Linked DNA regions of Homo sapiens: region 2 is linked to region 1. A link is an interaction called in ENCODE POLR2A ChIA-PET data of the cell type or tissue named here. Cell type or tissue: PC-9. All regions are shown on one strand. Links, peaks and the distances in the headings refer to the core of each region. The heading gives the core; the rest is flanking DNA.

What was found. Peaks named below come from ENCODE experiments on the same cell type or tissue, not always from the same donor. Only the 100,000 strongest peaks of a DNase experiment are listed, where the experiment ranks them.
Region 2: POLR2A ChIA-PET joins it to region 1 with 8 read pairs; 4 of 35 experiments call an interaction of 5 or more read pairs at or near these places.

What each region holds. Positions count from the first base shown.
Region 1 is chr13:106,142,983-106,145,907 of GRCh38, forward strand. No RefSeq gene overlaps it. Among named protein-coding and RNA genes, the nearest start is that of LINC00460, 230 kb to the right of the region's middle. In PC-9, for the core only: no CTCF peak of the experiment used is centred there; a DNase peak (open chromatin) is centred at 1,419; H3K4me3 peaks cover 399 bases; H3K27ac peaks cover 1,834 bases.
Region 2 is chr13:106,519,688-106,522,612 of GRCh38, forward strand. All of the region lies in intron 1 of EFNB2 (ephrin B2), which reads right to left. Among named protein-coding and RNA genes, the nearest start is that of EFNB2, 15 kb to the right of the region's middle. In PC-9, for the core only: a CTCF peak has its summit at 1,144; a DNase peak (open chromatin) is centred at 1,664; H3K4me3 peaks cover 1,428 bases; H3K27ac peaks cover 1,541 bases.

The DNA.
Region 1 (2,925 bases), core at 211-2,710:
TTTGCTACAGCTAAATTGCACCTTTTTAGTAAGTTCTTATATTTCCCCAATATTTAGAATTTGAACATCTTAGGGTGAATTATATATAATTAGGTGTGTCTATGTGCCTTCATTTTTAACCCATCACAGGCACATCCACTGATTGGCCTGTGATGTCTTAGACTGCATGTCACATCAAAAACCCTAGTTGAATTTGCCTCAACTGGAGAGAAAAGGAAAACCATTGTGTCCCATCAAGATGGTGCACCTTTTATCTTATGTCTTAGCCAATGACTCCCCTATTCTCAAATTAAGAGATCCTGACAAATTTGGGGTACAAACCTAAACATAGGTAAAATTTAAATTACAAATACTTCTACCTGGGGTCTTCAGTATTTTATAATTCCTTCTTAGAGCTAAGCATAATTTTAAGTGCTAATAATGAACAAAATTATCCTTATTGCTATTTTTATCCTTTTTTCTAATATCCAACTTCTAGCTGTGGGTTTTACATATCTGGCCAACAAAAAGTTTGAAGACTAATCACAAAAGCATGTATAAACACCAAGAGGTTTTAGCATGTGTATAGAATATGAATTTGGAAATGTTTACATATGCAAATATTTTGAGAGCTAGAATTTTATTCTTGGCATAGAAACTAAGGGTTTTTTTCTAAGCACATTGCTACAGAAAACCGATATCCTGGAGGGATTGTTTACTCGGAAGAGGCTTTGGGATAAGAGTTACACTAGCATTTAATGATGTTGATCTAATGTTATTTTATGGTTAAAGGAGCTGCAGAATTTTACCCTAAACTTTTACCTTTTATCTAACTGTCTTTTTTTTTCCACTTCTTTAATAGTAAAAAAAAAAAAAAAAAAAAAAAATTAAATTGTGGTATTATAACACAGAGTGCACTTCTTTCTCAGTTTCATTGATGCCAATGAAGGCAAAATGGAATGAAATGTCATACTGACTTGAGTCATTAAAAAAAACATGTAATTTTAGTGTTTAGTCAGTAAATGAATTCAATAATATTCACACACGAATCTTTGAAAGAGTCATTTGGATTGCTTTTTAATAAAATAGAGCTAAAGCCTCCAGCCCCAATGGCCACAGGTAAACCTCAAGGTTGCCATCAAAATGGGCTGCAGTCTCCAGCCATTGGGTTCTGTCATGAGATTTACCATCACTGTGTTTCCCTGTTTTGACTGATCACTAAATACCTGAGGTATTTTGTTTTATTCCCAGGCACTAATTTAATGCTACCTTTGAATGTTCAAAAAAAATTTGCTGGTTATGTATTTGATGTTTACCTACTCATATGTGAAAATAAATACTTGAGATTACATTTGTGAGCTACTGTTTGAACTGGGTTTTTCTGCAGGAAAACCTGCTCAACCGGTTTTACCAAATCCCTAGAAGAATGTTTTCTGATACAAAGAATGGATTGTTACACAGGACAAGATAGGTAATTATGAGATCATGAATAAGTTTGTCTTTCATTGTGAAAGTACATAAAATAGGAATAGAATGTGTGATTACTGATTACAGAAGTTCTTTTACTATGGAACTTATAAGAAAAAAAAAGGAAGTTACCTAAGAGGGCATTCAAAAAATGCTCAGCTTGTTGTAACCCAAGCTAATGAAAACAAGGAAATTTATAGTTAAGGCTGACTTCCAATACCTAGGCACCACAGGGTGTCTTTTAAACCACTTCCTTCATGTGGCCCTTTGAGTCCATGGATGGGAGGTCGGCTTAAACTGTGAATTTCTTTATTATTAGTTTCTAACACAACCTTAAAGTACTTTGAGTGTACTCTGAGACTTTCTGGTTAGTGCGTTTAACTTCCTCTCTTTAACAACATTGGTATCACCTTGATGGGCTAAGCTACCACAACTGAGATTCAATGATTGCCAAATGGAGATATTGCTCTAGTTTTAGTTCCAAGCCTGGTGGGTTTTCCTTCACTATGCAACACCACTGATCACCATGCATGGGGTTTTTCAGAAGTGACATCTTCATAAAATTTTTTTCCTGATATTAACTAACACACAATTTATTTCATAATGTTAACAAAACTTTTGGAAGGCTTTCAATATCCTTATTGTTTCAAAAACAAGTTCAAGAAAGATACCTTCTGTGTAAAATTACTGCTATGATTTACAAGAAAAGATCTTCTGCAGTCTTCTTTGTTAAGTTGAGAGGGTGAGATTCCATTGGTGACAGGGAGGAAACAACAAGGCTCCCCTTTCTCATTACTGTCCATTTGAAACCTCTCTCTACAGACTTTGATCCTTAGGTGGCTGCTCAAATAGGTCACATGGTGTTTCTGGTTAGATAAGGGAAGTCCTCCAGTCATTTTTAATAGTCCAGTTTCAGCAATTTTATTGTCCAACCAACGCAACTGTCAGAATCCTAAACTTAACTTGGAGTTCTTGTTTCCCTCCTTCTCCCTCCCACCCCTTGGGCCTGCTTTGTGGAGACCTACAGTGTATTGGAGCTGGGAAACCAATACCACCAAACTGTGGTCTTCATACATGCTGAACTGACAAAGAAGCCTCAAGGTCTCTCTGACCTTCCTCCATCCCCAACTATCTCTCCCAAAGCATAGGATGAAGTCATTCTCTGAAGCTCCCTTATCTGACTAAAGTCCAGACCTACCAAAGAAGAAAAAATTACCTCTGGTCCTCTCCATAAGTTTTCATTAACTGAACTAATTTCACAGGAAAGAGGACTAAAGTCTCTCAAACTTGAACAGACTTGTGTCACAAACCATTGTTCACTCTGTGGGCCCAACAGACTTTGATTCAGACCATCATAGGTTCTTCAAACTCATTGAATTCTCCCTAGGAATTATGTATTGCCCCTCAACAGAATTCCTCTTCTCCCCTCTCCTATAACCTGTTTTGCCAAGATCCAAGCCCCCATTCATTCTGTAACTT
Region 2 (2,925 bases), core at 126-2,625, 380 kb after region 1:
TCACACACACCGCCTTTACCTGAGACCACTTTGGGCTACTGAATGGTGGACTTAGAATGATTTTTAGCTTTCTGTGTTTTCTTTGCAATAAATAGTCAATGCTTTTGTGATAAGATTAAAACATTATTTTTTTAATGTAGTTTCAGAAAAACTTTGTGCTATCTTTCATAATTGACTTTAAAAATAAGCATTTAAAATATTTAATGCCTACAGACTTAAACTTTTGATGCAATTCCCTAACAAGCAGATAAATAAAATTATCCTAGTTGAAGTTGTGGCCTATTTAATACATAAATCTCTGAGTCCACAGAAGCTGTAGTAACAAACTTGTTTACTCAAATAAGTGAAAAAAAGGGAATATATACAATTTATGCTTAATCATTGAACTGTACAAACATTTCAAAGATTCTAAATCCCAGCTTTACAAAGAGGCTCAGCCTAGCAGTTGCAAACCAAAAGTCATGTAATATCACAGGTTTATTCCCAAGCCAGTGTTCTGTATCAAGTATACTTCGAATTTACCCCATTTTGGAAAACATGTACTTTTTCCATAAAAGGCTTTAATTTTTAATTAAATGTCAAAGCCTACAGTGAAGAAGAGAAGTCGAGTACAAACTGGTTCATCTGCAATTCCGAATGCAGATGAGCAGTCTGCAGTTCTGCTGTAATTGGCTGGTGTTTCCAGTCACCTCCTGACAAAGGATGCACGCTGCTCTGGATAAGCCCAAACCCTTGACCCTTCACCCCACCATGTACTTTGGGCCTGCCACATCTATACGGAGCTAGGAGAGCATTAACACCAAAGACCAAGGCTCCTTTCCGAAGTGCTCTGTGCACTTGGGAATACGAATACTCCCAAAGAAGGACTCTGCATCATGAGCATGTGAATTTGATGGCACACTTCATAAACAGGCAGGATCTTCAGTCTTGCATGTCTTCCATTTAATGCTAGATTGCTGCAACAGCTTAATAAGGTATTCTCTGAATGCCCCAAACATAAGAGTTTTGTTATAAAATGAATAAATAAAGGCAGGGCCTACGAAAGACACAGGCAGTAATAAGAAATACTTGGAAAATGTTTTTCCTTTTTTGTGGATAGCACTTTACTGCCCCCTTTTGCACTTTAACATCAGAACAAGTTTCTACGCAGACTTATTCTGAAATCAGAGAAATACTGGGGTGTAGCGATAGGGTGTCAGGTTTATACGGAATTAGGTTACCAGATACTACTGCTTAGAGTAAAAAGTAATTACCTTAAAACTTCCAGCGAGGGCACCACTATCTTCTCAGCGGCTTTAAACCTCCAAGAAATAAGGTAGTGATTGGAGGCTTTGACATTTTCTGCTTTAATTTGGATGTATATGTGTGTTGGAACAATTGCGTGTTTTCACAGGTGCCCCTTCTTTCACACTTTCCTAAAACAAATATCGTCTGCAACATGAACCTGATTTATTCAAGGAAAAGAAAAGGGGTCTAAGAGCAGGCTATACAATTTGGAACCATTAAAGTGTTATAAATCTGAGAGCAAAGACTAGATGGGTGGGGGTGGGGGGTACAATTCACACCAATGACAAGCAAAATCTTTTCAAGAAAAGGAAAGATGAGAAGCACAGAAATTCAAACACACGGTGAACTGATCGGCACACAAACCAGTTTAGCAACTCTTCAAGGTGAGGTGTATTTGTGCCTCTTCATCACGCATACCTTTGAAAAAAAGTAATTAAACTACAGTCTAAAGGAAAGTTTTATTTGTCAAACTTGAATCTGCAATAACAGAGCTAGAGGGCCCCCAGTTCCTGGCCCAAAGACCTCAACTTGTATTTGATACAGCTGCGTGTGATGCTGTGTATCCTTTTATTTAAACACAATCCATTTTCCTCTGTCAGTCTACAATTAGCATATGAGTCAAAATAATATTAAATTTCACAGCCCACAGTGCTGCACAATTGAATGAAAACTGACTCCTTTTGATGTTAATCTTGTTTTTTATTTGTGATGTAATGCTCAAAATCCTGCTGGCTGAAGTCAATTTTATTTTAAAGTGCTCAAAGACAGTATTCTCATAGTTTAAGCTTTTTTTTTTTTTCTTCAGGAAAATAACAGAAGTATTTATTTAATTTTTATCTGTGCCATGATTTTCACTGTCATAAAAAATTCACAGAAGGGCATACCTATAAATGGCTGAGGCTAAAAAATCATCTACTTTGGTATTAATCATCTAGAAATCTAACTTTAAGTGTGTGATCCCCAAATATCATTGTTGTCTTTTCAAAAGTTGAGACTAGTTAAATCTCTGTCATGAAATTAAAGACAAAACTCAACCACCTATATCAAAATAAAAATGCAGGTCTTTATTTACCAAAAAAACAAAAAAAAAACCACACACGCACCCCAAAAAAATCAGCCTATGAATTTTGTAGCTAGATAAGAAAAAATGTGGAGATTTGAAGAGTAAGGCTGGGATGCTATGTACAGTGGGCAAGTGAGAAGGGGGGTGATCTCACAAATGCCAAATTTCATCCTGCTGGCTTGATCACGCCAGCTCCATTACTAAAAGGAGGATTTCATAACCTTCAGAGACAAGATGCACTGCAGGCTTCTTTCCCAACTGTAATTTGTGTGCACCTGTACGGTCTTGTTCCAAACCATGCTTTCAGCAAGAGTCTATAAAGGAAGGTGGAACTCCTGTTATTTATAGGTGAGGCACCAGAAAGAAAAATGGTTTACATAGAGAAAGAAATTCAAAGGGCATTTCCAGCTGGTTCTCTCTTGTTTTAGATATGAGTGTTCAAATCCATTTGCTCATTTACCTGAATGGGAAAAATCGCGGAGATGAAAGGCTCACGTAAGTCATACAGGGAATGCCTTGGCATTGAAAAAACTCAAAGAAATGGAATTCAGCTACAGTGACAAGCATAACAATAC